Linked DNA regions of Homo sapiens: all the other regions are linked to region 1. Evidence: chromatin loops called from intact Hi-C (ENCODE). Cell type or tissue: Caco-2. All regions are shown on one strand. Links, peaks and the distances in the headings refer to the core of each region. The heading gives the core; the rest is flanking DNA. Region 1 holds the start of LOC101927010 (a long non-coding RNA gene). Region 2 overlaps CD86 (CD86 molecule). Region 3 overlaps EAF2 (ELL associated factor 2). Region 4 overlaps EAF2 (ELL associated factor 2).

Region 1 (5,267 bases), core at 1-5,000:
AGAGATTATATAAATATGCAAGAGAGCATGAACCAAGGCTAAAACTACAGTTGGTAATTCCTCGAACTCTAACTTTTTTGTTTTTTGGCCTTTTGGGTTTTTTAGTAATGGGGACTTGCTCTATTGCCCAGGCTGGAATACAGATGTGTGATCATGGGATCCTGGCTCATTGCAGCCTTGCACTCCTGGGCTCAAGGGATCCTTCTGCCTCAGCCTCTTGAGTAGCTGGGACTACAAGTGCATGCCACCACACCTAACTAATTTTTATATTTTTTGTAGAGACGGGGTCTCACTATGTTTCCCAGGCTGATCTTGAACTCCTAGTCTCAAGTGATTCTTAGCCTCCCAAAGTGCTGTGATTACAGGTGTGAGCCACTATACCCAATCTCAAACTCTTGTATTTAAAATTCTTCTATTTGATTCTCAGAATCTAAGCCAAAAACTGTTAGACTCAGACTTGCAGTTCCCAAGTCAGCTGGAAACCTAGGTGATGCTGATGACACACAGGAGCCGAGAAGTAGCCACAGAAGTTGTGCTGTGCTTGGTGACTAAATGACCACACTCCTTCCACTATGAGAGCTGTCTTTCTCCTGGGAAATAGAAGAATACACACACAAAAAAAATCCAGTCAGTGCAATCCGTCTATGCATGTAACACATAATGTGCTCTTGATTTACAAATCCTAAGTGGGTGGTGGCTGCCAGGACAGCAGATCTGAACCTAAAAAGTATTTCTTTACTCTTCATGAAACCAATCTCTCTCCCCAGGCTTAGGTTTTTCTTGCTTACCTCTCTAGAGACTCCCTCAAATACCTTTAATTTCTGAAAATTTCTTCCAGTCTAATTCACTCTGCCTCTTGCTCTGTTTTCTAATACCTTCAAGTCTCCCTTAGACTGAAAAAGGGGTACCCTGTTCCATTCTTCAGTCCATCTCTCTCCCATTCATTCATGAAGACATTGCTCAGTTCTCTTTTTCCTTTTTATAATCTCCTGAATCATTCCTTCCCAGCCCTTTTCTAAAAAGTTTGGCTTCAAACCTTAGTATTTCTCTGAAGTTGTATTTCAGAGATCACTAATTACTTCTTCCTGACCAAACTCAGTGGCTTTTTTTCAGAAGTTATTCCACTCTACTTGGTCTTTGGGCTTTTTCCACTTCCTCGGTGAGGGTGAAGAACTGTGGTTTACATTTCTCATATTTTTCTAGCTACGGTAGGGGATCATTTTATTTAAGTTTTGAATACTTATACTTGTGGTCCATGAATGTAACCTTCCTCATCTTATTTGAAATAAGAAAACGAAGTATCTGTCCTAAAATATACTGCTCAAAAGGGATCACATATGTATGTACATTCATGTTGCTATAAAAAAAAGTTTCCAATTTATCAGGAAAGTGAGTTTTAGGGGTCATGATTTCTAATCAAAATACTGCAGGATAAATGTTCTCTGACATAACGGAAAACAATGAAATGTGGTAAAAGGAACTTGTCCAAGTTTGCTAAAAGAAAACCTAGACATGATCAAGGAGTAGACATTTTGTTGAAAGTAGGAGATTAAGAATGCCGACATAAAACTTTTTAAACATTAAATCAAAAAGTCAAGAAAAAAGCTGGGATTCTCTTTAGAAAGTTTGAATTTAGCTTGGAGAAGAAAGAACACAGTGGTTTTCTCTTGTATTAGAACAGGTGTATACCGGCCAAGTTTGGAAGAAGCCAGAAATACCTTGAGAATGTCTTAGGACAAGATTAGAAGGAAAGATAATTCATTGGAAGGAGTCCAGGAGCCTGGGCCACTCAAGTCTGTACTCACTGAAGGTAAAAGCTTGAAGTTTTTGCCCCTTATATTTCTGAGGTTATAGCTTCAGTGGAGTGAAAACGCCACCAGACCTGAATTGAGAAGATCTTGGCTGGAATCCTGGTTCTGAAGTTGGGTGGAAGATCCCTCAATATAACCTCCATTTTCTCATGGGCACTGTGTAACATATCGTTCCTATCTATTTCAGGTTACCATGAAATCATCTGCATGGAAGCCCTTGTTTGTCAATATCTATTTGTCAAATATTACTCTTGAGAGAGAAGGTTCCACATGAACAACAACAAAAAAAGTTGTTCCATTTATGTTTCTCTAAATGCCAAATGAAGTATTTTAAATAAGCATTTTATAAAAAGTTATGGTAAAGCTGTAGCTGCTGAAAGCCTGCTTTAGGAAAATAGTGATACATCTTATCAACTCAAGCAGTAAACAGGAACTTCCAGTGCTGCATGATGGAAGGTCACCATCTAGAGGCCCAATTGTATTAGGATGTTTCACTACAAGCTCCAATGACTCCAGAGGCTAGGAAGGCAGCCTGTGTAAGAAGCAGCAGCCAGCCCCAAGGAGAGGAGGGAACAGCAAGACTTTGGCCCTGCAGACTTTGCCTCAGTAAATGCATTCAAAATTCCAGTTACAAACAAAACAAACTAAACACAGTGCCTTCAAACTGAGCAATCTGCCAAATCAAGCTTTGATCCTGGGCCTCTGCTCACTGTCAGAATATGAATGGAAAGTTGAATGTGATAAGTAAAGTGATAACTCCTTGGGAGATAAGCTCAAAGAGATTCCAAACAATGGAGGCTTTTACAATTTCTTGTACAAAATCTTTGCTTCTTGGGAGTAACTTTACAATTGAAAATTTGGTTTGGTTGTGGTAGGTGGTAAAGGAAGCTGTGATATTTTCAGAAAATTAGGAAGAAATAAAGTCACCAGAAGATATCATTGACTCCAAATGATAATCTCTTTCTCTCTTCCTTTTTTTTCTGAGTCAAGGTCGCATTCTGTGCTCAGGCTGGAGTGCAGTGGTGCAATCATGGCTCACTGAGCCTAGAACCTGGGCTCAAGTGATCCTCCTATACTCCTGAGTAGCTGGGACTACGGGTACATGCCACTGCACTTGACTATACTTCTCTCTAAGGAGGCAGCATGAATTATTGAAAGGGCACAGGCTTGAGAATCAAAGCGCAATTCAAACCTAAGCTTCACTCCCTATTGGCTGTGTGGCTTTGAGCATGCTACTCAACCTCTCAGAGGCTCCCATAGTTGTGAGGATTAAATGAAATAAAGCTTGGAGGCCAGGCACAGTGGCTCATGCCTGTAATCCCAGCACTTTGGGAGGTCGAGGCGGGCAGATCACGAGGTCAAGAGATCGAGACCATCCCGGCCAACATGGTGAAACCCCATCTGTACTAAAAACACAAAAGTTAGCTGGGTGTGCTGGCATATGCCTGTAGTCCCAGCTAATCACGAGGCTGAGGCTGGAGAATCGCTTGAACTGGGGAGGCAGAGGTTGCAGAGAGCCGAGATTGCACCACTGCCCTCCAGCCTGGTGACAGAACGAGACTCTGTCTCAAAAAGAAAAAAAAAAGAAAGCCTGGAAAGGGCTTAAAGGGCTTATCCAGTGTCTGGAATGTAACTGGTGTTCCTCACCCTTTTCTCACTTACAAGAAGTCACATAATTTAACTTACAGAAAATGAAAAGAAAATAATTTAACTTAGAAGAAGATAGCATGTAGATTTGGGGCCCAAAACTGGATCTTAACTTTTTTTGTTGTTGTTGTTATAATGAAGAGACCTGGTTTAGTCACTACATGAGTAAAGGAAGTGTGATTGTGTTTTCTTTCAGGACGTAATTTTCTTACTGGTAACACGGAAGAAATAGTTGTATCATCTGTAAATGAGGATAATAGTACAAAACACACAGGGTTGTTGTGAGGATTAAGTAAGATGTTATATAAGATGTCTATAACTCAGTACCGCTTAGCAAGGGGTAGCTATTTTCACTATTTTGTTGATCCTTGTCACTCAAGGGACATCTGTGAGAAGATGACATAATTGCCATTAATTATTACAGAAATGTCTGCTGGTCTTTGCTACCTTCCTCACAAATCACTCTCTCACCAAGGCTCTGCTCTAGAAAGAGCAGCAGTGTGGCTCTCCTAAGAGGCCTGCTCCTTTGCACACACCATGTATGTGATTGAGTTTTTAAAAAACTCACAGCAGAACATGTACTTCCAAATGAGAGTTGTATCCTTCAAAGCCTGTGACAGACTACACTTCTTCTTTTATAATATCTCTCTGCTCCGGGAACTTATTTCAGAGTTACTGCATATACCTTTGACTATCTCAACAGAAGCAAAAGAGAAAAGGATTTTGGTCAAATAGAGAAAAGATCTTCATGGGTAGCCTGTAAGTTGGCTCTGAGGCAGTTTATTAATGTTTTTGAGCAATGGCAACATATCTTTGCAAAGTGGCAACATTAAAGGACTGCTGTCATTTGGATGTATTAATTATAAATTTTTTTTTTGAGACAGAGTTTTGCTCTTGTCACCCAGGCTGGAGTGCAATGGCACGATCTCAGCTCACTGCAACCTCCTCTTCCCAGATTCAAGTGATTCTCTTGCCTCAGCCTCCTGAGTAACTTGGATTACAGGCACCCGCCACCACACCCAGCTAATTTTTTGTATTTTTAGTAGAGACACAGTTTCACCATGTTGGCCAGGCTGGTCTTGAACTCCTGACCTCAGGTGATCCACCCGCCTCGGCCTCCCAAAGTGCTGGGATTACAGGCATGAACCACCACACCCAGCCCCAAATAATTTTTAAAGTCACTTCTTTAAAAAAATACAAAAGATCTGTTTCTAGGGGCCCTAAAGGCCTACTTCCTTCTGTGTTCCCCTTTTAACTATGTCTGGCACCCATTGGCATCTTGCCTATTCACAGAATCTTAATGTTTTGGCCCATATATGGAATATCAGGGTTTTAAAAATCAGTTTAATGGTCCTTTCCAGGGGATGTCTCAGAGGGTCCCAACCTCATATATACCAGGGCCTTGCAATGCTGACTTAACAAGTGTCTTCTGTCAGGCCCAGTGTTCTAATTTGGGGTATGGAAATGGGTTGCTAAGTAAAGAAAGCAAAGCAGCTGTGAAGGAAGGTGAGGCTCTAGCCACAACAGCCTGCATTCAAGTCCTAGCTCATGGCTTGCAAGGTGCTTAATCATGCTGAGCCTCATTTTCTCCTGTGACCTCGCTTGGCCTACCCCACAGGACTGCGATGACAGCCGAAGCGACGGTGAGAAGGCCCTTCACAGGCAGCGAACTCTCCCCTGCCCTCTGCACTCGCTTGATTTCTTTAGCTCTGACAAGAGGTAGTCCACCTAGCCCACAGTGTAATTTGGGCAAAACAGGGAGGAGGCACCCTCTGTGGTGGAATGAGAGGCAGCCTGTGTTGGCTGTGG
Region 2 (8,055 bases), core at 1,631-6,630, 110 kb after region 1:
ACTGCCATGCACTGACTGTGCACCAAGTCTGCTGTAGAAAGGGCAACTTCCTCAGCAAGGCTTGTCAGATTAAGCCTCTTTAATTGCCTGTGGTCAGGTCTGAAAAATCACACATAGATTTTTAATCAGAACCCAGACATCTCAGGAGAGACAGACAATAACCAAACATACCGTGTCATGTCATGTCATGATAAGTACCACAATAAATATAAGTCAGCATGAGGGACAGAATGCCCAGGATGCTATCTTCAATAGAATGGTTAGAGAAATCTCCCTGGGAGGTAGCATTTAATGAAAGACCTACATGAAGTGAAGGAGAAGCTATGAGACTGTCTGGAGGAAGAACCTTCTGGACAGAGGGAACAACATGAGAAGAGGACTTGAGACAGAGTGTGTGATCTTTTGGAGGAATGTCAAGGGAGGCAGTGTGGCTGGGGAGAGTAAGCAGGGGAAAGAGGCCTGATAGGTACTGGGGACCCAATTACATGAGGTCTTGTAAGGCCAGGGGAAGGACTTTGGATGTAGTTCTCAGTGTGAGGGGAAGGGATCTGGATATATTTTTCAGTTTGGTGGAAGGCATCAGAGGCTTCTGAACAGGAGGATTATGTGATTGGAGCTGTATTTTTAAGGGATCATTTTGGCTTGAGAAACTAGACCCGGGGACAAGGACGGAGCAGGCAGATGAGTTAGGAGACAATTACATTAGTCTCCTCTACCCTTTTCTTAACATATTGGAGTTCAGCTCTGGCTGTAGTAGTTCTAGATCTCCTCAGACACACTTGTGTAGAGCCTCTGTTGGGTATTTTGGGTACACAAATGATTCATCTTGGTTATACAGATGATTTAGATGATTGTAGACAGAAGAGGGTTGTCTGGTCATTCCCAGACAGGGGAGCATTCCTTGAGATAGAGTAGAGGAAGGCTGAAGGGGAGGAAGACAGTACCTGTTGCTATCTAGATAGAGACATCCAGCAGGAAGTTGAATACAGGTATCTGAAACTCTAGTGAAAGTTATAGGCTGGCAATAAGCACCTGGGAGTTATTAGCTTTTACTTGACAGTTGAATCCGTGGGGCTAGAGGAGAAAAACCAGGAAAGTATGGAGAATAAGAAGACCAAGAACATGCACTCAAGGTTACCAAAATTAAAGAGTGATTTGAGAAAATTAACAAGGAAATCAGAGATTGGGAAAGAATAGAGCATTTCAATGAGGAGAGATGCCAACACTTGCATTTGACACAGCGGTCAAATGAGTTGAGATCTGAAAAGAGCTCAAGCCTTGGCCATGGTGTGAAGTCACCAACAACCTTTGTCAGGGAGTTTCAGTAGAGAGGTGGGGGTGGGAGGCTGGGAATAAAGGCAGCAATTGCTGCTTACTCTTTCAGGGAGTTTGACTCCAAGGGAAAGAGAAACTAAAAGCAGTAGCACAAGGTTTGTGTTTGAAGTAATGGAGGTGAACCAGGTGAATAGCCTGGAGGCCGAGTGAAGTGAGACAGGACACTGCAGATTTGGAATGTCACCAGTCCGCACAACTGAATAATTTCCTCCAGAACTGCTCAATTGCCCAGTTGTAAGAACAGATATGTAGACCAAAAGTAGAGTGTCCCCAGGGTAAATTTTATAGAGACAAAGGGGTGTGTTTATTGAAGTTGTGGAAAGGAATAATTACAAAGACATACTATTGTTGCATTGTCCAATATAATAACCACTAGCCATATGTGACTACTTAAATTTCAATTAATTAAAATTAAATAAGATTAAAAATTCATCTTCTCAGTCATACTAGCTATGTATCAATTGCTCAATAGCCACAGGGGCTGGTGGCTATCATATTGTTCAGCACAGAGACAGAGCATTTCCATTATCACTAAGAGTTCTTGTGGAAAACACTGCACTACAGGGTCTGGATAAAGCTGAGGTCTTGATTAAGTTGAACAACAGTTGTAGAAGGAGTAAGCAAGAGCAAAACCTGGATGAATAGGAGGTTGTGGACGGAGATTAGTATATTGAGATTAAGATTCTAGGGACTGAGCTGCTCCAGGTGAAAAGTTTCAGGGTTATGTCATAAGAAGGTGGGGGGCAGCTGCTGAAATAGTCTGCGGGTGTAGACCTGTGGAGTTGACAAGATCAAAGAAATTTGAGGCAAGGTTGTTAGACTCATTCATGAAGAAGTCACCCAAATTGTTAGCAAGACCTTGCATCTAATGCCAAAATCCTCATTTAGCAAGGTGGTAGTGACTTAGTAGCTACAAGCAATGAGAAAGTCAGACACCTCAAAAGGGGAAGGTGTTGCTCAAAGTCCCCACAAAGTGTGATAAAACAAACAGTAGCTGGGGCTGGAGCAAGTGGCTTCCTTTGGGTGAAGCCAGATTTCACTGAAATAATAACCTCAGGGAAACAGTCAATGAAGGGGTTAAAGATGTGGGAGAGTTTCCTTGTAGTAAGTAATGGAATGAGGCTTTCAAAGGGCCAAGTAAAACTTTGGAGGAAGTTTAGTAAAAGAAGGAATTTTTTTTAGTACAGATAAGCATAGGAACATAAAGAAGAGATAATTCTTAAACATATAAGATATGCATTTGGGGATAGCAGCCAGGGAACACTGAAGTCCCAGTGGGGTCAGAGACTTCATAAGGCTAGCAAATTACAGTTTTTGAGTGGCATTCCAACAGTAGAGTGTATTGCTCAGGAAGTCCTTAATTATCCTTTGAAACAAATTCCTTCAGCTGATTACGAAGGCATCTAGCTGGATTCTTGAGCGACTTGTTCCTGACATCATAGCAACCCATTGTAACTAGACTTCGACCATTCCTCTTACCCAAGTGCTGGGGAAGGGAGAGATTCTCAATGCTTACCCACCTATGGAATCCCAGTAAGTCCAGTTGCTAGGTGGCTTGAGGTCTGGGGTCATAAAATGGAAGGCCTGAAGTCATTTGGTGATCACAGACCTTGAGCCAAACTTTCCCCATTTAGTCAGAGAAAGGATTAGCAGCATCCCCCATGCCTGGCTCTGTGTGAGATCATGGAAGCCAGTGGTTGGTGAGGTGCTATGGAGTATAAATTGCAAAATACTTTCAGTTCCACTCAGAATGGATTTCAAAGTGATTTCCACCCCATGGGGAGGAGAGGGAGTCTGAGGAGGGATGGATGGAAAAAAAATTTTCATGTCATTTTCTGTGATCCACTCTGGAGACAGAGGCAGAGATTCTCTACAACAGCTGCTCAAACTATAGCTCTTGTTAAAATGGAGGTTCTGAATCAGTAAGTCTTGGGTGGGGCCAGAGATTCCGTGTTTCAGACCAGCCCACATGTGACGTGAATCTCATTGGTCCATACATCACACTTTCAGTTGCTAGGTGAAGAAGGGAGCACTCGATGAGTGGAAGAGAAAGCCGTTGTAATCTTTGGGAGAAGGGGCCTGGGTCAGCGGAGTTAGACTGGTCTGTGAGTGGACAGAATGGATGGGAAGGAAAGAAGATACTGTGAGGCTCTACAGAAAAAAAAAAAAAAAAAAATATATATATATATATATATATATATATGTAAATCAAGAAGACAGAAGCAGCTAAAGACGAAGTCATTTCCAGGTCCAGAAGGCACAACTGACAGCTGAGTAATAACATAACATTGACTGTTAATTGGCAGAATTTTTAACTGTGTGTTTGGTTTCTCCATCAGGTCATCTGTCCTATATTACATGACAATTTAGACTAAAACCAGTATTTCCTCAGAGACAATGCTAGAAGCTTTTACAGTAGGGGGCACTCTTGCATTACATTAAGAGCTCAGCAAAGAAGATGCAGAAGCCTCAGGTTTGCCTTGTAAGGTGATTCATAAACACACTAAATCTTCCTTAGGTCTCCCTTTCACTGTCAGGGTACGCATATAGATTTTCCTTCCTCCCTCCAATACCGGTACGCATCCTCTACAGGTGGTGCATTTTATACCTCAAGTACTTCACAGGGTCCTAGTGAGTGTAGTGAAATAGGCAGTGATTCATATTTGTGCAAACTCCCACTGATGCCTGCTGTCTGCTTCCCTAAGAGTTCAAGACCACCACCAACCCCTTGATTATGTGTTCTCACTGGGCCACTCTGTACACAGTTTAGTTTGACAAGTGCATGTCACTGTTATCTGTCCTTCTATTCCCTCTTTCAAGAGAAACCACATCAATTTAATTACTCCCCCACTTAGAACTCTTCAAATGAAGCTCCTCTCATCTCTCTCATCAACCCATCTCCTCCCTTTCCTCCTCAATGTCAACATGCCTTCACATAAATCCTGAATGATGAAATTTTATTTAGAACTTACACTAACTTCCTCTCCAAGGTGGCATCTAACTTCATATTAAGTAAGAAACAGCCTTCCCACTCTCCACCCCCGCACTTCTCACCCACCACTGCTTACTTTTTTTTTTTTTTTTTTTTTTTTTTTGCCAAGTCTCAAGTAATTCTGTAACCTAGAAAAGGTCCTACACAAACCCCGTGATCATTCACATTTAAGTAGTTGGGTGGCCCACATCCTTCCCACAAACCCCAAAGTGTCCTCAAGGACTAAAGCCTTTCTCTCAACCCTTCCAGCATGATGTCTATGGTTGTAAAATTGTCCAGGGTCAGTGCATACTGGGAGCAGCAAGTTTGTGGTGCCTGGGGTTTCCCCAATACTCCCAAAGCACATCCTCACCTGCCCATCTATGATTCATTTTCAGCATTTCACTCATGTGCCTTAAATGGTCATTGACCACCACAATCCGAAAACAGCCATCAAATTTGCCCAGTTCTCTTTCTGATCTCTGAAAGAGCTTAGAGAGGTCACTGAAAATAAAGGCCTTGGTTCACTATCGAAGTCATTTCTAAAGCATTTGACATCCTTGGAAGTGCTGGCCATGGGAGCAGCAGTCATAGGGGAAGTTCTGTAAAGGGAGCTATTTGAATTTCAAAGATGTTACTCAACGTGATTCCCCAACTAATGAAGTATAATAAAGGGGGGCTATAATTTATTACCATTATCAGCAATCTTTTCACCATAGCAGACCAAGGAATATGTGGATGGGAGGGGAGGGGAAAGCTTTTGGTGATGGTGTAGAAGTTATGGAACCTGTAACAGCTACAGTGATGAAAACTAAAATTAAGGTTATAGGAAGGTAACTGGTGGGTGAATGGGTTGTCTAACTCTACTGGTTTTTCCCTGTCTTGCAATTTAAATTCACAGAACCACAGTACTAGAAAGACCCTTGGAACATTTAGTCAACCACTTCATTAATCAGATGAGGAAACTGAGGCTCATAAAGATTGCAGTTTGTACAAGGCCACACATTTAGTCAGCGGTGAAGCAAGGACAAAGGTCCTAATCTCCAGATGCCAAGCAGATGTGCACAGTTCCAGAGCTTAATATCTTATTCTTCAGCATGATTACTGATAAGATAGTATCTGGGTATTGTATAAAGAGAAATGGAGGTTTTTTCCCCTTTCCTCTTGTTTCTCCCTCCCTAATCCTTAACCTTCTTTTTTAGGTGCTGCTCCTCTGAAGATTCAAGCTTATTTCAATGAGACTGCAGACCTGCCATGCCAATTTGCAAACTCTCAAAACCAAAGCCTGAGTGAGCTAGTAGTATTTTGGCAGGACCAGGAAAACTTGGTTCTGAATGAGGTATACTTAGGCAAAGAGAAATTTGACAGTGTTCATTCCAAGTATATGGGCCGCACAAGTTTTGATTCGGACAGTTGGACCCTGAGACTTCACAATCTTCAGATCAAGGACAAGGGCTTGTATCAATGTATCATCCATCACAAAAAGCCCACAGGAATGATTCGCATCCACCAGATGAATTCTGAACTGTCAGTGCTTGGTATGTGGTCAATGGTGTGTGTTCAGATTCTTAGCCTTCTCAGATGAGACTGCAAATGAGTTAGAAAAACACTGGAGGGGGACTTGAGGGGCCCAGGGGAAAAGGGGGGTCTATAGAGAGAAGGCAGAGGACAGCCACTTCTGGGAAGTGCATTTGAAGGGAGTGTAGAGTCTGGGAGTAGGGAACTGAAAGTCTTTTGTACTTTTTATAGTCTGCTTCTGAAGGATCAGTAAAAATCTGCTTTGGGGAAAAAATAGAGCTAATTGAACAAAGATAATATGGCTAATTACCTATAGTAAAAACCATGGATAATTTGGCCATCACAAAGTTTATATAACCATAAAGGCCTCAGATGTCTTACATTCATTTTTTCCTTGGGTCCAAGATTTTTCACCTACTAAATCTTTGCCTGGAGCTCCTAGCAAAGCGGACAGCTGACACATTTGGGTTTTCCCTTCAGCCTCCTCTAGGTTGCTTATGAGTTGTTTGCTGCCACAACCATGAGCCTGGTAGACAGAAGGGAAAAAAACCCAACAAACATAACCCACAAACTTACAAACCAGCTCCTCTGCTTCACGAGACCTTGGAAGGCCTAAATGCCACTACAGATTTTTTTAAAACTATCACACAGTAAAATTATTTTTTTTTGTTTTGATATACTGTTCTACTGATTGTATAGATCTTGTATAGATTTAGGTAACCGCCACAGGACATAGAGCATTTCTATCACCCTAAAAATTTCCCTCAGGCTGTCCCTTCATAGAGTCATACCCTGTCTGCACTCATAACCCTTGTTGGGCATCCTATAGTTTTGTCTTTTTGACAGTGTCACATAAGTGAAGCCACACAGTATGTAACCTTTTAAGCCTGGCTTCTTTCGTTTAGCGCGCCTTCGAGATTCACCCAAGTTGTTGCACATATCGAGCTTGTCCCTTTTTATTGCTGAGTAGCATTTTATTGTTTATCCATTCAACTCAGTAAAAGACATTGGGTTGTTTCTGGTTTGGGGCTCTTATGAATAAGGCTGCTGTAAACGTTCATGTACAGGTTTTTGTGTGAACATAAGTTCTCAGTTCTCTAGAGGAAATACCCAGGTGTGGTATTACTGGATCCAGGTTAATTTTTGATGAAACTTGAAAAGGCAGATCAACACCTATTCTAAAACCATAGAGTAAAACAGAAGCAAAAGTAAAAATAGAATGGAGAGCTGCTCCCTTTGAACCCTGTGTGATTTAAACTAGGCTGCAGGGCTTTAGGAATAGTTAACCAAGTGCTAAATCCGTGTTTTCAAAATGTGGTCAGGTACCATTGGAAATGTTTTAGGTGGGACACAGATAAGCATTTTGAAAAGCCATGTTGTATTTGTTTTAATGTATATTAGAAAAACTCTAACTTACGCAACATGTGATTTCACAGATCTTGTTAATGAAGCTAAACACGGTCTGGCAATTCACCTTCTACAGGCCACATAGACTCCAAGAAGACTGCTCAAATAGTACACTGATATAGCAAAACTTATAAAGATGACATGCAAATGACAGACCTTTTAGTAAGAATACACTAAATTATAAATTAGTTTGTAGAACCTGCAAACTACCTAGTAACTATAAAAGAACAAGGGATTTTTTCTGACAGAAGGCACATGACACAGGTCTAGGGACTCCATGCCAGTGATCCTGAACAGCCAGAAAAGTGAGAATGGCAAAGGCAAGAGAAACACTGTGTTTATTAAGATCATGTATTTTTCCCTAAAATAGCTGGATTTGGCCTTCTTCTTAGAGTATGTTATGAAGACACTTTGATGCTCATGCCAAAAATCAGTGTTCTGAATTTCGAATTCCAAAATATCCACCCACTCACTTACCACAATCCTGCTTGGGTTTCTGAAAGATATGACGCAGGGCATCTCAGCACCATGAACTCTGTCAGTTCCTGGTGAGACTCCAGCTCAATTCCTTCCTGCTCTCTTAGTCTGGGGAGCTGGAATGTGCCCCATGGGACACCTGGGCCCTAGAGTCAGACCACTTCTCCTTCCAAAGACTCTACTCCCTGGAAACAGTGGCTTCATTGTAAATCTTTGGTGACTCAATTACAGCCCTCCTGTCACTTAGAGAGCACCCCTTTGATTTGGATAAGCAGGAAGTAAGCATGGCTGCAAACTCTATTGTTGAAAAATAAACATGAAGTCATTATGTGGCACTCACCTTGGGC
Region 3 (8,055 bases), core at 1,428-6,427, 140 kb before region 1:
CCTTCCAAGCAGCTAGGACTACAAATGTGCACCACCATGCCCAGCTAATTTTTAGTTTTTTTTTTGTGGACACAGGTTGTCCCCATGTTGCCCATGCTGGTCGGAAACTCCTGGGCTCAAGTGATCCTTAGCCATCTAAAATGGTGGGATTACATGCATGAGTCACCACACATGACCCACTCACTTATTTTATATTTTATTTTACAGTTTTGTCTTTTGGTTGACAATCCTAAGTCAGTCATTCATGTGAACCAATTATAAGCAATTCTATGTGGTTTGTAAACAGTGGCAAATTAAGAAAGTTGGAGAGTAGATGAGAAGATCATGGAGGGTCCATGTGCAGGTTTATGGAATATGGCTTTATCTGAATACACAGTTTTTTAAGCACAGAAAGATTTTTAAGCAAGGGAACAATACGATTAGATTTGCCTGCTCACAGAATGGGGAACAAAATTGGAAAGAGAGTAGGGAGGAGAATAACAATAATCTAGGTGAATGACGATTGAAGGTGTGTCATCACAGTGAACATGGAGCCGATAGGTGGTATTCAATAGTTATTTAGAGGCAATGATAGTTCATATGCTTAGTAGTTGTCTGGTACTTTAGTAGTTGCCTTTCTTGGGGTATTGAATAAGGAATGGACAGAAACTGAAGCTTAAAAGTTAGGAATGGTGTTCAATTTAATGAGGGAGAAAGTTTACATTTATAAAACTTGTTCAAAATGTAGATGGCAGGTGTAGAGATTATGAAAGATTTGTTTCATTTGTTACTTATGACCAGAAATTGTCTATATTATTCATATTTAACCTTCATTGAATATTTATAAAGGTCTTGATACTTCTTCAGGTGCTGAGAGCAATTTTTTAAAAATTAATGATTAGTTCTTATTTTCAGGAGCTCAGAGAACAATAATACATTGTAATTTTTAGATGTATTCCATTCTAATTAAGAGTACAGATATCATTAAGAATATCTTGCACAAATCTCTTATCAACTGTAATTTGGAGTCCTTAGGTAACTATTTTGGGGTATCTTACTTGTTTCAGTCAACACATCTGAAAAATTTACTTACCAGCCAAGTAGACCCACTTTGTTTGGTTATAATCATGCTCCTGACTCTCCAGCTTACCAGGGCTTCAACTAAGTGCTCCACATCTAACCGTTTTAGAGCTAGCCCAGACATGTCTTCATCTACGTGTTGTGCATTCTTGATTTTCTGTAGATTACTTTAGTCTTTGGGAGAGGTAAAAAACCCACAAACAACTGTTCCTTTATTTTACATTTATAATTTTCCCTCCATACCTTCAGAAATCTCTAACCTACCCATCTTTTATGGCATTTTCAATTACCTAATTTATCTTATACTCCTCCTAGTGCTCATTTAGTAAATCTCTAATGATTAACTTTAATATGATACACCACTTAGCCTTTTTAGAGGTCATCCTTTTCTAACCTGATCTAACAGTACTATTTTATTATTTTTGTAATATTTGATAAAATTATTATGATAAATCCATTAAAATTTAATGTACTTTTATAAACTCCAAAGACAAACATACACAAATAATTGTTTAGAAATACATATATGTGGGATAAAGCAAAAGAATGACAAACGTAAAATTCCTTCAGGTTTGATGGAGCAGGGACAAAAGATAGGGGAGGAGCATGTAAGTAGATGTAGTTTATTAGTAATGATCTAGGTTTCTTTTATTGCCAACAGAATTGTATAATGAATTACATGTACCCATCACTGAGCTTTAACAATTATCAACATTTTGCTAATCTTTTTATTTTTTAATCTAATGTCTTACCATTTTTTTCCTTGGCATATTTTATAGCAAATCCCAGACAATGTGCCATTTCATCAATGCTTACTTATGTATCTCTAACTGATAAGGACATTTCTATCTAAGCACCATGCTATTATCACAAATAACATAATTGATAATACTTCGTCCATAGTCACAATTTTGTGATGATCTCAAAAACGTGTTTTTTACAGACATTTGTCTGTAAAATGTCCTAACTAGAATCCAAATAAGATTTCTACATTGTATTTGAATATTGTATTTCTTGTCTCTTTTATTCTTTAAAAGTCCCTTCCTTTCTTCTCCACCCCTTTTTTAATTTATCTTTTTTAGAGACAGGGTCTCACTGTGTTGCCCAGGTTGGAGTGCAGTGGCTATTCACGGGTGTGATTATGTCACACTGAAGCCTAGAACTCCTGGCTTCAAGCTGTCCTCCTGCTTCAGCACCCATCCTCCACAAGTAGCTGGTACTACAGTGCCTGCACCTGGCTCTCTTCTCTTTTTTATGCCATTGGTTTGTTGGAAAAACCGTACTATCTGTCCTAGAGAATATACCTACATTCTGGACTTCAAATTACTTCTATCTGGATGTATTTAACTTGTTCCTCTATTCCTTCTATTTTCTATATATTGGTAGTTATATATCTAAGGGCAGGCTGGATTACAGATTCTTTGGGGTTTGATAAGAATTAAATTCTTTGGGGTTTTTGTGTGGTTTTTGGCAAGAGTATTTTATGGATGGCGCAGTGTACTTTCATATGACATCATTAAGCACATAATGTCTGCTTATCTTACTTTTAATTATGCTAAATTTAATTAGTGGGTTTAGTGTAAGAGGTGTTCCTTAATATGCATAGGGAGGTACTGCTTTAAGAAAATGCCAGATTTTAAAAATTAAACTTATAAAGCAATAAGAAAGAAGATGAGGAGGCTGGGCACAGTGGCTTCTGCCTGTAATCACAGCACTTTGGGAGACTGAGATGGGTGGATCACTTGAGGTCAGGAGTTCGAGACCAGCCTGACCAACATGGTGAAACCCCGTCTCTACTAAAAATATAAAAATTAGCTGGGCGTGGTTGTCCATGCCTATAGTCCCAACTGCTCTGGAGGCTGAGGCAGGAGAATCACTTGAATCCAGGAGGTGGAGGTTGCAGTGAGCCGAGATCGTGCCACTGCACTCCAGCCCGGGCAACAGAGCAAGACTCTGTCTCAAAAAAAAAAAAAAAAAAAGGAGGAATAGAAAATATGATTCAAGGCTCTGTTTCCTTATCCATAAAATATATTGGTTGTGTTCGAATTGAATCTCAATTACTCATTATAGGCCAAAGAAACAAATCTTTACTGTCCCAAGGTGAGTACCTCCTGTCTTCCCTTTCCTCAATGACAGCAGCTTTGAGATTTCAGCCTATCTTCATCTGTCTTTTTTACTACACTCTTTGGATTCAGGGTAGTAAATTTAGGTAGTTTATGGGTGACTTGAAGTATAACATAGAAGGAGAAACCCAGAATCAAGATTTCAAAGGCCTTCCCAAGTGAATTCCTATGATAAATTTTAAGTAATAATAATTAACTTTTTAAACAGGGTTCAACTCCACCAGTAACTGTTTTCAAAGGTTCAAAAAAACCTTACTTAAAAGAATGCATTTTGATTATTAACCATGATACTGGAGAATGTCGGCTAGAAAAACTCAGCAGCAACATCACTGTAAAAAAAACAAGGTATGTGGTTTAATGAAATAAATTATATTATAAACATAAATTTCTAAGGAAATGTCAATAAAAAATTTATTAAGTCACATTATAATATAGGAGTTATTTCTGTGTGGTACAAAAATGTTTTAATCTTTTTCTAAGTTTAAATTTGGTGGAGATCCTAAGCAAAAAGCGTTTTACCACATTACCCTGTGATATATAAAAGCTTGTTTTGCTTCTAAATGCTTTCTATAGGTATAGGTACACTTTTTATCCTATTGTAGATACTTCTGTATAACTGGATTGAAGGAAGCCATTATACATTCTCTAAAATAATTTCATCTTCATTAGTAAAAATTTATTGAGTACCTAGGATGTGTAAGGTACTAGAAAAAGGAAAGTTTGCTCTGCAAACACCTCAAAACTTCTGCATTTTATTCAGATAAACAGACTATTCCATTTAAAAAGTCAATAGGAGAATATACCCATCTCAAATCCTTTTTGGAAATAGGTAACACATTACTTACCCTGTAATATAAGGATGTTTGCTCTAAAAGCCATGCAAATAGTATAGACAAAAATTGCTCTAGGAATTAAGAAAAAGGAGAAGTAATGGTAGATTGGAAAATTCAGGGAGGCCTTTTTGATGTACCTTAAGAGGAGGTTAGGATCATAAGAATTACCTTGGGTGCTTGTTAAAAATTAGTTCCCGAATCCAACCTTAAATCAGGGAAGGATCCTGGGAAACTCTATTTTTTAATATCCCCTCACCCCTACCATCCATGCCCTGCTGTGATTCACACCAGAAGAAAGTTTGTGCAATACCGATTTAATTGATTAGAGAGGAGATGAGAATGTAAGACAAGTTTGATATCTGATTTATTCAGGGCCAATGAGTAAGACCTACTTGAACGGAGCAGAGGTTTGTCTCTGTACCTGTGTATACGTTTTGGAAAGTAGGGGGCGATGTTGATATTGGGCTAGAGGTAAGGTTGTAATTTTGTTGGTTGAGGTTAGTGCCATCAATATTAACTAAGAAATTAGGACATTATCTTGCTGGTAGTCGTTACATATTAAAGTCTTTTTAACCAGGGATTGGCATGTTTACAGTTTTGTTTTAAAACATTAATTCAGTAGAGAAACTGAGTAAATGAAACAATGTAGGAATCAGAAAAATGTATAAACCAGGATTTTTGAGGGCAGGAATGAAGAGAAAGTGAGGTTCTAAAGACTTTTTGAAGGAAGAACTGACAGGATTTGGTGACTGGAAATGGGAGAGGCAAAAATCAAGCATACTTTTATTATACTACACTCTTCTTAAAGATATTGAAAGAAAAGTATATGAATCTCCTTTATTATCATGCCTGTCTTAAGTTATGAATGGAAACTTTAGAAGTGATTTAGTTTTAACAGAAATGATAATCTTAGAACTTACGGAATATATCGTACCTGTTATACACTTATATTTTTCCTTTTATTTTAGTCATTTGTGAATATCTTATCTGTTCAATTTAAGCAATGGCTTTTTTTTTTTTTTGGTTGTTGTTTTATTTATTTTTAAATAGAGATGGAGGGTCTCGTTATATTGCCCAGGCTGGTCTTGAACTCCTGGCCTCAAACCATCTTCCTTCCTCAGCCTCCGAAAGTGCTGGGATTATAGGCATGAGCCACTGCACCAGCCTGGATTTTTGTTTTTGTTTTATGAGACAGGGTCTCACTCTGTCACCCAGGCTGGAGTGCAGTGGCGCAATCATAGCTTACTGCAGCTTCTAACTCCTGGGCTCAAATGATCCTCCCACAGCCTCCTAAATAGCTGAGATTACAGGTGTGCATCATCATGCCCAGCTAATATTTTTATTATTTTTATACAGACAGGGTCTCGTTATGTTGACAAGGCTGGTCTTGAATTCCTGGCCTCAAGTAATCCTCCCACTTCAGCCTCCCAATATGCTGGGATTACAGGCATGAGGCGCCAAGCCTGGCACTGGTTTTGTTTTTGTTCTTGTTTGTATCCCTCAATGGACATGTGTATCACAGAAATAGAACTTGATAAATACTTGTTAAATAATGAACTAAATTAATGTTTTAATTATGGAATATTATTCTAAAGATGTTTAGGAAAAGAATAAGTGGTCAGTTTTAGTAACTTTGTAAGTTAAATTTTTGTTACATTGCTGTCATACCTGTTTCAATATTTGATATTCTTAATTGCAGAGTTGAAGGAAGCAGTAAAATTCAGTATCGTAAAGAACAACAGCAACAACAAATGTGGAATTCAGCCAGGACTCCCAATCTTGTAAAACATTCTCCATCTGAAGATAAGATGTCCCCAGCATCTCCAATAGATGATATCGAAAGAGGTAAAATCTAAGTATATGTAACATCCCTTTATAAGAGATAATTAAGAAATGTTAAGGCCAGGCATGGTGGCTCACACCTGTAATCCCAGCACTTTAGGAGGCCGAGGCAGGCGGATCATGAGGTCAGTAGTTCAACACCAGCCTGGCCAACATGGTGAAACCGCATCTCTGCTAAAAATACAAAAATTAGCTGGGCATGATGGCATGTGCCTGTGGTCCCACCTACTCGGGAGGCTGAGGTAGAAGAATCACTTGAACCCAGGAGGCAGAGGTTGCAGTGAGCTGAGATTGCGCCACTGCACTCCAGCCTGGGTGACGGTGAGACTCCATCTCAAAAAAAAAAAAAAGAAAAAAAAATGCTAAATGAATTTTTTCATTTTAATTAACAGTGGTACTAATTATAAATGTTTACCAAGAGCATAATATTTTTTGTAATTACGCATTTTTCTGGGTAATGATGTAGCTTATGATTTTTAGTTTTATGTAAGCAATATCCATATAAGAGAATTTGTATCATTTTATTTATTTTATTATACTTTAAGTTCTAGGGTACATGTACACAACGTGCAGGTTTGTTACATATGTATACATGTGGCATGTTGGTGTGCTGCACCCATTAACTCATCATTTACATTAGGTATATCTCCGAATGCTATCCCTCCCCTCTCCCCCAACCCCATGACAGGCCCCGGTGTGTGATGGACACCCTGTGTCCAAGTGTTCTCATTGTTCAATTCCCACCTATGAGTGAGAACATGTGGTGTTTGGTTTTCTGTCCTTGCAGTAGTTTGCTCAGAATGATGGTTTCCAGCTTCATCCATGTCCCTACAAAGGACGTGAACACATCCTTTTTTATGGCTGCATAGTATTCCATGGTGTATATGTGCCACATTTTCTTAATCCAGTCTATCATTGTTGGACATTTGGGTTGGTTCCAAGTCTTTGCTATTGTGAATAGTGCCACAATAAACATACGTGTGCATGTGTCTTTATAGCAGCATGATTTATAATCCTTCGGGTATATACCCAGTAATGGGATGGCTGGGTCAAATGGTATTTCTAGTTCTAGATCCTTGAGGAATCGCCACACAGTCTTCCGCAATGGTTGAACTAATTTACAGTCCCATCAACAGTGTAAAAGTGTTCCTATTTCTCCACATCTCTCTAGCACCTGTTGTTTCCTGCCTTTTTAATGATCGCCATTCTAACTGGTGTGAGATGGTATCTCATTGTGGTTTTGATTTGCATTTCTCTGATGACCAGTGATGATGAGCATTTTTTCATGTGTCTGTTGGCTGCATAAATGTCTTCTTTTGAGAAGTGTCTGTTCATATCCTTTGCCCACTTTTTGATGGAGTCGTTTGTTTTTTTCTTGTAAATTTGTGTAAGTTCTTCATAGATTCTGGATATTAGCCCTTTGTAAAATGGGTAAATTGCAAAAATTTTCTCCCATTCTGTAGGTTGCCTGTTCACTCTGATGGTAGTTTCTTTTGCTGTGCAGAAGCTCTTTAGTTCAATCATATCCCATTTGTCTATTTTGGCTTCTGTTGCCATTGCTTTTGATGTTTTAGTCATGAAGTCCTTGCCCATGCCTATGTCCTGAATGGTATTGCCTAGGTTTTCTTCTAGCGTTTTTATGGTTTTAGGTCTAACATTTAAGTCTTTAATCCATCTTGAATTAATTTTTATATAAGGTGTAAGGAAAGTATCCAGTTTCAGCTTTCTACATACGGCTAGCCAGTTTTCCCAGCACCATATATTAAACAGGGAATCCTTTCCCCGTTGCTTGTTTTTGTCAGGTTTGTCAAAGATCAGATGATTGTAGATGTGTGGTGTGATTTCTGAAGCCTCTGTTATGTTCCATTGGTCTATATATGTGTTTTGGTACCAGTACTATGGTGTTTTGATTACTGTAGCCTTGCAGTATAGTTTCAAGTCAGGTAGCGTGATGCCTCCGGCTTTGTTCTTTTGGCTTAGGATTGTCTTGGCAATGCGGGCTGTTTTTTGTGTCTGTATGACTTTAAAGTAGTTTTTTTCCAATTCTCTGAAGAAAGCCATTGATAGCTTGATGGAGATGGCATTGAATCTATAAATTACCTTGGACAGTATGGCCATTTTCACGATATTGACTCTTCCTATCCATGAGCATGGAATGTTCTTCCATTTGTTTGTGTCCTCTTTTATTTTTTTGAGCA
Region 4 (8,055 bases), core at 1,799-6,798, 110 kb before region 1:
GCTGGAGCATACAGTAGATCTATATAGTTTTTTGAGGACCCTCCATACTGTTCTCCATAGTGCCTGTACTAATTTACATTCCCACAAGCATTCCCTTTGTGTCCTTGTCAGCATGTTATTTTTGTCTTTTCAATAATAGCCATTTTAACTGGGGTGAGATGATGTCTCATTATGCTTTTGATATGCATTTCCCTAATAGTGATGATGAGTATTTTTTCATATGCCTGTGGGCATTTTTTAAAATTATTGATTTTAAATGTTTTCTTTTGAGAAAAATCTATTCAGTTTATTTGCGCATTTTTAATTGGTATTATATGGGGGTTCTTTGGCCATTGAGTTGTTTGAATTTCTATATATTCTGGTTTTTAATCCCTTGTTGGATGGATAATTTGCAAATATTTTTTCCCCTTCTGTAGATTGTCTCTTTACTCCATTGATTGTTTCTTTTGTTGTGCAGAAGCTTTTTAGTTTGATGTGATCCCACTTGTCTACTTTTACTTTTGTTGTCAGTGTTTTCAGGTCTTACATACAAAAAAATCTTGGCCCAGATTAATCTCTTAGAATGTTTCCCCAATGTTTTCTTCTAGTAGTTTCACAGTTTCAGGTCTTAGAATTGAGTCTTTAATCCATTTTGATTTTATTTTTGTTTATAGTGAGAAATGGGGGTCTAGTTCCTTTTTTCTTTTCTTTTCTTTCTTTCTTTCTTTTTTTTTTTAAGGATAACCAGTTTCTCAGCACCATTTATTGAAGAGACTGTCCTTTCCCCCACAGAATGTTCTTGGTGACTTTGTGAAAAATCAATTGACTATAAATATGTGGATTTATCTCTGGGTTCTCTATTCTGTTCCATTGGTCTGTGTGTCTATTTTTATGCCAATACCATGCTGTTTTCTTAGGTAGTGTGGTGCCTCCAGCTATGTTCTTTTTGTTCAGGGTTGCTTTGGCTATTTGGCATCATCTGTGGTTCTATATGAAGCTTATGTTTTTTTTGTATCTGTGAAGAATGTCTTTGGTATTTTGATAGGTATTGCATTGGATCTGTAGATTGCTTTTGGTAGTATTGTTATTTTCACATTATAATTCTTTCAATCTTTGAACATGGCATGTCTTTCCATTTTTTGTGACCACTTCCATTTCTTTAATCAGTGTTTTATAGTCTTCCTTGTGAAGCTCTTTCACCTTCTTGGTTAAATTTATTCCTAGGTTTGTTGCTGTTGTTGTTGTTTTGTTTTGTTTTTTAATTAAAGACAGGGTCTTGCTCCGTTGCCCAGGCTGAAAGGTAATGGCATGATTACAGCTCACTGCAGCCTTGAACTCCTAGGCTCAAGTGATCTTCCCTCCCCAGGCTCCCAAGTTGCTGGGACTATAGGTGTGCACCACCATGCCAGCTAATTTTTTTTTTTTTTAATAGAGACTGGGTCTCACTGTGTTGTGCAAGCTGGTCTTGAACTCCTGGCCCCAGGCAGTCCTCCTTCCTTGGCCTCCTAAAGCACTGAGAATACAGGCATGAGTCACTGTCCTGGACCTTAGTGTTTTGGGGTGTGTGTGTGTGTGTGTGTGTGTGTGTGTGTGTGTGTAGCTATTATAAATGGGAATGCTGCTTTCTTGATTTCTTCTTGTTTGTTTATAGAAATGCCAATAATTTTTGTATGTTGATTTTTGTATCTTGCAACTTTACTGAAATTGTTTATCAATCCTGAGTTTTTTGTGGAGCTTTTAGGGTTTTCTCTTTATAAGATTTTGTCATTTGCAAACAGGGACAGTTTGACTTCCTCCTTTGCAATTTGGATACCCTTTATTTTTCTCTCTTGTTTCTTTGCTCTGGCTAGGACTTCCAGTGCTGCGTTTAATAAGAATGGTGAGAGTGCGCATCCTTATATTGTTCCAGCTCCTAGAAGAAAAGCTTTCGGCTTTTCCCCATTTAGTATAATGTTAACTGTGGGTTTCTCTTATATGGCCTTTATTATGTCGAGGTACACTCCTTCTAGACCTAGTTTGTTGAGGGTTTTTTATCATAAAGCGATGTTGAATTTTATCGAATGCTTTTTCTGCATCTATTGAGATAATCATATGGTTTTTGTCCTTCATTATGTTGGTGTGATATTTCACATTTATTGATTTGGGTATGTTGAACCATTCTTACATCTCTGGGATAAATCCCACTTATCATGGTGAATGATCCTTTTAATGTGCTGTTGGATTTGGTTTGCTACTATTTGTTGAGGATTTTTGCATGTATTTGCATCAGAGACATTGACCTATAGTTGTGTCCTTGTCTGGTTTCAGTAACAGGGTAATGCTGGCCTCATAGAATGAGTTTGGAAGAATTCTCACCTCTTCAGTTTTCCGGAAGAATTTGAGAAGAATTGGTATTTATTCTTTAAATGTTTGGTAGAATTCAGTATTGAAGCCATCAGGTCCTGAACTTTTTTTTGATGGGAGACTTTTTATTACTGATTCAGTCTTATTACTTGTACTTGACCTGTTCATGTTTTCTATTTTTTCTTGGTTCAATCTTGGTAGGTGGTATATGTCCACAAATTTATCAATTATCATTAGGTTTTCCAATTGGTTATTTTTAAAAAATTAGTATTATTATTATTATTTTTTGGAGACAGAGTCTTACTCTGTTGCCCAGGCTGGAGTCCAGTGGCACAATCTCAACTCACTGCAACCTCTGCCTCCCAGGTTCAAGCAATTCTTCTGCCTCAGCCTCCCAAGTAGCTGGTACTACAGGCGCATGCTGCCACACCCGGCTAATTTTTTTGTATTTTAGTAGAGATGGGGTTTCATTGTGTTGCCCAGGCTGGTCTCGAACTCCTGAGCTCAGGCAATCCACCCACCTCAGTCTCCCAAAGTGCCGTGATTGCAGGTGTGAGCCAATGCACCCAGCCTTAATTATAATTTTATTAAAAAATTTATTCCAGTAAATTTGACATAGGAACGGATGGTTTTGTAGAAAAAGTATAATTTACCAAATCACAACCAAATAAGGGTCATCACAGAAATGTAAGAAATGTTAAACATATGAAATGGTATCAATCTAATTCACCACATTAACAGATTATAGAAGTAAACCCATATGATCATTTCAACAAATGAATAACTTGACAAAATTCAGTATTTATTAATTTGAAAACATGTACTTGAGGCTGGGCATGGTAGTTCACACTTGTAATCCCAGCACTTTGGGAGGACGAGGCAGGTGGGTCACTTGAGGCCAGGAGTTCAAGACCAGCCTGAGCAACATGATGAAACCCTGTCTCTACTAAAAATACAAAAATTAGCCAGGCATGCTGGTACACACCCATAATCCCAGCTACTCAGGAGGCTGAGGCATGAGAATTGCTCAAACCCAGGAGGTGGAGGTTACAGTAAGCTGAGATCATGTCACTGCACTCCAGCCTGAGGGACAGAGTGAGACTCTGTCTCAAAAAAAAAAAAAAAGTAAAATAAATAAAAACATTTACCAAAGGATGAATATAATAGGATTTTCTTAGCTTTATAAAAGTTAATTACCAAAAAACAGAACTCCTACAAACATCATACTAATAGAGACTTTAGGAGCATTCCCGTTAAATTCAGGAACAAGACAAAGAGGACTAATGTTATTTCTGTTGAGCACTCTATTGAATTTGCTAGCAAATACAATAAAACAAGTAAAAGAAATATGATATAAGAATTGGAAACAAGAAATAAAATACTCTTAATTTGTAGGAATGTAAATTATCTACATAGGAAATCCAAAAGAATCAGCAAACGATAGAACTAATAAAATAATTTGGAAAGATTACTAGATGCAAAAGATATATGCGAAAGTAAAGTCCGTAGTGTTTTTGTCTATCAGTAATAACCACTTGGGAGGTGGTGGTTTTTTTTTTTTAAGTAAAAATAGTGAAATTTCTTTTCCTGATGTATCTAAACTAGGAGTTTCCTAATGAAATAAACCATCTCTGACCATTACTGCAATCATCCCATTGCTCAGCTTTATGAGACCCAACACCCCCTTTTGTAACAGATATTTTTAATTCTCCTTTACTATTTTGAAATGAATTTCATAGCTTAATATAATCTGTGTACATACATCTTTGAAAAGCATTAATTTAATTTAATATAAAGGCAAAAGAAAAACAAATTTATAATAATATGTGTTCTAACTTTGTAAATGTTAAAGAATAGCTATATCAGAAGATACAATGAAGTAACCATGTTTTTGCAGTTACTTTTAATGCATAGATTTGGATTTAAGAAAAACAAAACAACATTCAACTCATATTATCAACAATTTTTCTTTTTATTTAACCTGTAGAAATAAGGACTAGAAAAGTATATGCATATATATTAAAAAATTGCGTCTACAGCTGCCTATACAGACAACTATTGTTATGCGTATTGCTGCTCCAAATACAATGAGCAGCATTGATGTTACTAATGTGTTGCCCCAAACTATTTTTAAAAGAAAATTTTTGAAAAGTTTTTAAAAAATACAAAACAAAATCATCTTCAGTTTACATGATAGCTGCATACTTGTAAGTTTCAATTAAATATGTGCAAAACAATACTTGGAATTTATGAAAATGTATTTCAGCTCTGGTTTTAAATTTATAAACAGATCTTCCAAGTACATATTCCACCCGACTTTCAAAAATTTCACAGAATGTAGAAGAGTTCTTTATTGTGCAAGACTGGTTCATCCATTGCAAGACATTTAGCATTCCTAAACTCCCCTCCCACTAAATGCTATTAGCAATCTACAGCCAACAGGACAAGCAACCCCTCATGTAAATTTCTGTATCATCCCCTGGGGGGCAGTACTACTCTCAGTGATAACTATTGATTTAAATGCCTGAATATATTTCTATGGGTAAACTCTCTTTTTCTGAGTCATAATTACAGCTATGATTGAAAACATATTTTCTTTACTAAGCAACTCATAATCAAAGGCTAATCTTATATCTTCAAAACTTGACTGAATATTTCCTAACCTTGACAGCATAAAGTCTAGAAAGGCAAAATGGAACTCTGAGTACGTTTGGGTTTGTGTCGCTTGAAAAACTCATATTACAGGCATCATATAACATTCTTATGTCATATAATAGTTCTGTAAGTGGAAACTTAATCCTTGAAAATTATGAAATGCATCAGGCAAGGTGGCTCATGCCTGTAATCTCAGCACTTTGGGAGGCCAAGGCAGGTGATTCACCTGAGATCAGGAGTTCGAGACCAGCCTGGCCAACATGGTGAAACCCTGACTCTACTAAAAATACAAAAAAATTAGCCAGGCATGGTGGCGCATGCCTGTAATCCCAGCTACTCGGGAGGCTGAGGCAGGAGAATCACTTGAACCAGGGAGGCAGAGGGTGCAGTGAGCTGAGATAGCGCCACTGTGCTCTAGCCTGGGTGACAAGAGTGAAACTCCATCTCAAAAAAAAAAAAAAAAAGAAATGAAAGTGATGAGATGGTCATGAGAACCAGATGCACAGAAGAAGTTTTAGCAGATTTTCTTATTTATTTATTTATTTTTTTTTTTGAGAAGGAGTTTCACTCTGTCGCCAGGCTGGAGTGCAGTGGCGTGATCTCGGCTTACTGCAACCTCCACCTCCTAGGTTCAAGTGATTCTCCTGCCTCAGCCTCCCGAGTAGCTGGGACTACAGGCATGTGCCACCATGCCCAGCTAATTTTGTATTTTTAGTAGAGACGGGGTTTCACCATGTTGGCCAGGATGGTCTCAATCTCTTGACCTCATGATCCGCCCACCTCAGCCTCCCGAAGTGCTGGGATTACAGGCGTGAGCCACCGCGTGCCCGACCTCGCAGATTTCTTTATCAAATGATGTTATCAGTTCTGCAGTTCATGCAAAAGACTGAAACATCTTATAATTTATACGTGGCCTAAAAACTATTCTTCTTAAATTAGGTATTGATTTCAAAACATGCCAGCTTTTTTGATTGCGGATTAGTTAAAAAATATAAGAATTTTTTTAACCATTGTAATTTACTACCTAAGTGATTTCATTCAGTCTGTTTGCTTCAGATAAACCTGTACGATCAATGACTCTCAAATCTTTATTTCTAGGTCCAGCCTCTACCTTTAGCTCCAGACTTGTATATCCAACTGCCAGTACCATATATATTTGGGTATTTACTAGGTATCTCAAATTTACCACATGAAAATTGAACTTGTGATTTTTCTTCTACAACCATGTTCCTCTGGTGTTTCTCATCTCAGTAAATGATAACTCAGTAAATGATTTATCCAGTTGTTCACAACAAAAACCTTGGGGTCATTCTTCACTTCTTTCTCTTGTACCCTAAATTCAATGTTTTAATTAGTCCTATAAACTCTGTCTTCAAAGTACATTATGAATCTGACCACTTAGCCTCACCTCCCCCAGACTACCTGAGTCAAAGCCAACATTATTTCTTACATGAGAGACTGCATTAGACTTACAACTTCTCTCTTGTTTCTGTGTTTCTTCCACACCATTATGGCGTATTTACTGATCTACAACCGGTTTTAAGTTAGTTGCCTGCTTAAAATTTTCTCATGAATTCTCATTACATTTTCAAACAAAATCCAAAGTTTTTACCATGACCTTGTGGATATCTTTCTGACCTCATTTACTACTGTTATCTTCCTTATTCATTCCATTCCACCCACAGTGGCCTTCTTGCAAGTCAGAGAATGCAACAAATATGCTCCTGCCTTGGGGCATTTGCACTTCTGTTCTTTTGGCCTGGTCACTTCACCTCCACATTCTCCATTTTTTATGACTTTCTTCCTATATTTGGATCTCTGTTCAAATGTCACCCCTCAAAAAGGCCTTCAAAACTACCCTATTTAAAATAGCACCTGCCACTGCCATCTCCATACCCATTTTCATTTTTCCATAGCACTTATCCCTACTTGGCATTATGTTATATATTTGTTTATTTGTTTACTGTCTGTCTCCCCCACTGGACTGTAAGCTCCATGACTGTAAGTACATAGATGAATTACAAAATGAATCAATGGTGAATTATCCTTGACATATATTATTTAATGATTTTGACTCCATTTTAAGTAAAAAAAAAATAACATTTTTTTCACTCTTCAAAGTGATATAGTTTAATCTTCTAAACTACATTTTTCTCATTTCCCGATTTAATTAAATCAGTGATATAAAAAAAAGAGTGATGGGGATATGTGAAAGAAGACTAAAATAGATGCCAGGAAATACTAAAACTGCTGAAGTTTAGTGGTATATTTTTTCTTTACACACAGTATTATTTGAGTTACTAATTGTGTCACTGAATTACAGAATAAGCAAAATACTAGGTAAACAGAATCACGCTTGGGGGCTATATTTTGTGTAAAATTTGTGTTATGCAAAAATAATATTAAATATTTAATTACTACAGTTTTGTTATTTCTTTCTTATTTTAGGAAATGATTTGCAGCTGAGTGAATCAGGAAGTGACAGTGATGACTGAAGAAATATTTAGCTATAAATAAAAATTTATACAGCATGTATAATTTATTTTGTATTAACAATAAAAATTCCTAAGACTGAGGGAAATATGTCTTAACTTTTGATGATAAAAGAAATTAAATTTGATTCAGAAATTTCAGTTGATGTTATGTATTTGTTTTTTAGACAGTTTATTTATATAAATTTATTTATTGTTTTTTAGACAGTTTATATATAAATATATATTATATATGAAGATATATATATATAATTAAATACAGCAGTTTTAGGTTCATAGCAAAGTTGAAGTTTTAGGTTCATAACAAAGTTGAGAAGGTCTTATTTCTTCTCTCCTCATTATCAATATCCCACACCAGAGTGGCACATTTGCTAAAATAGATGAGCCTACATTGATAGATCATTATTACACTAAGTCCATAGTTTACATTAGGGTTCAGTCTTGATGTTGTGCATTCTATGGATTTTTGACAAATGTGTATTCATCATTTTAGTAACATTCGGAATAGTATCACTGCCCTAAAAATCCTTTGTTCTGCCTATTCATTCGTCTTTTCCCTTTAACTCCCAGCAACTACTAATCTTAC

Evidence for each region. Hi-C counts contacts between places; a loop is a spot of excess contacts. Peaks named below come from ENCODE experiments on the same cell type or tissue, not always from the same donor. Only the 100,000 strongest peaks of a DNase experiment are listed, where the experiment ranks them.
Region 2: it touches region 1 in a loop (10-fold over the local background); 7 of 110 quality-filtered maps call a loop at or near these places.
Region 3: a loop joins it to region 1, with 12 times the contacts of the local background. A loop is called at or near these places in 6 of 110 quality-filtered maps.
Region 4: a loop joins it to region 1, with 10 times the contacts of the local background. A loop is called at or near these places in 14 of 110 quality-filtered maps.

What each region holds. Positions count from the first base shown.
Region 1 is chr3:121,987,819-121,993,085 of GRCh38, forward strand. ILDR1 (immunoglobulin like domain containing receptor 1) reads right to left here. Exons shown (of 8, transcript NM_001199799.2): 8 at 1-590. The coding sequence ends at 549. It overlaps LOC101927010 (a long non-coding RNA gene), which reads left to right and starts at 361. Exons shown (of 2, transcript XR_241555.5): 1 at 361-1,810; 2 at 1,999-2,761. RefSeq lists an enhancer at 4,950-5,267. In Caco-2, for the core only: no CTCF peak of the experiment used is centred there; a DNase peak (open chromatin) is centred at 2,363.
Region 2 is chr3:122,098,004-122,106,058 of GRCh38, forward strand. It overlaps CD86 (CD86 molecule), which reads left to right. Exons shown (of 7, transcript NM_175862.5): 3 at 5,509-5,844. Among named protein-coding and RNA genes, the nearest start is that of CD86, 47 kb to the left of the region's middle. RefSeq lists an enhancer at 3,057-3,246 and a silencer at 6,289-6,358. In Caco-2, for the core only: a CTCF peak has its summit at 3,751 (motif pointing right); a DNase peak (open chromatin) is centred at 2,772.
Region 3 is chr3:121,851,297-121,859,351 of GRCh38, forward strand. EAF2 (ELL associated factor 2) reads left to right here. Exons shown (of 6, transcript NM_018456.6): 3 at 3,391-3,527; 4 at 5,715-5,860. Among named protein-coding and RNA genes, the nearest start is that of EAF2, 20 kb to the left of the region's middle. In Caco-2, for the core only: CTCF peaks have their summits at 4,475 and 4,743; no DNase peak of the experiment used is centred there.
Region 4 is chr3:121,878,917-121,886,971 of GRCh38, forward strand. It overlaps EAF2 (ELL associated factor 2), which reads left to right. Exons shown (of 6, transcript NM_018456.6): 6 at 7,426-7,610. The coding sequence ends at 7,472. Among named protein-coding and RNA genes, the nearest start is that of SLC15A2, 11 kb to the right of the region's middle. In Caco-2, for the core only: a CTCF peak has its summit at 4,806 (motif pointing right); a DNase peak (open chromatin) is centred at 6,705.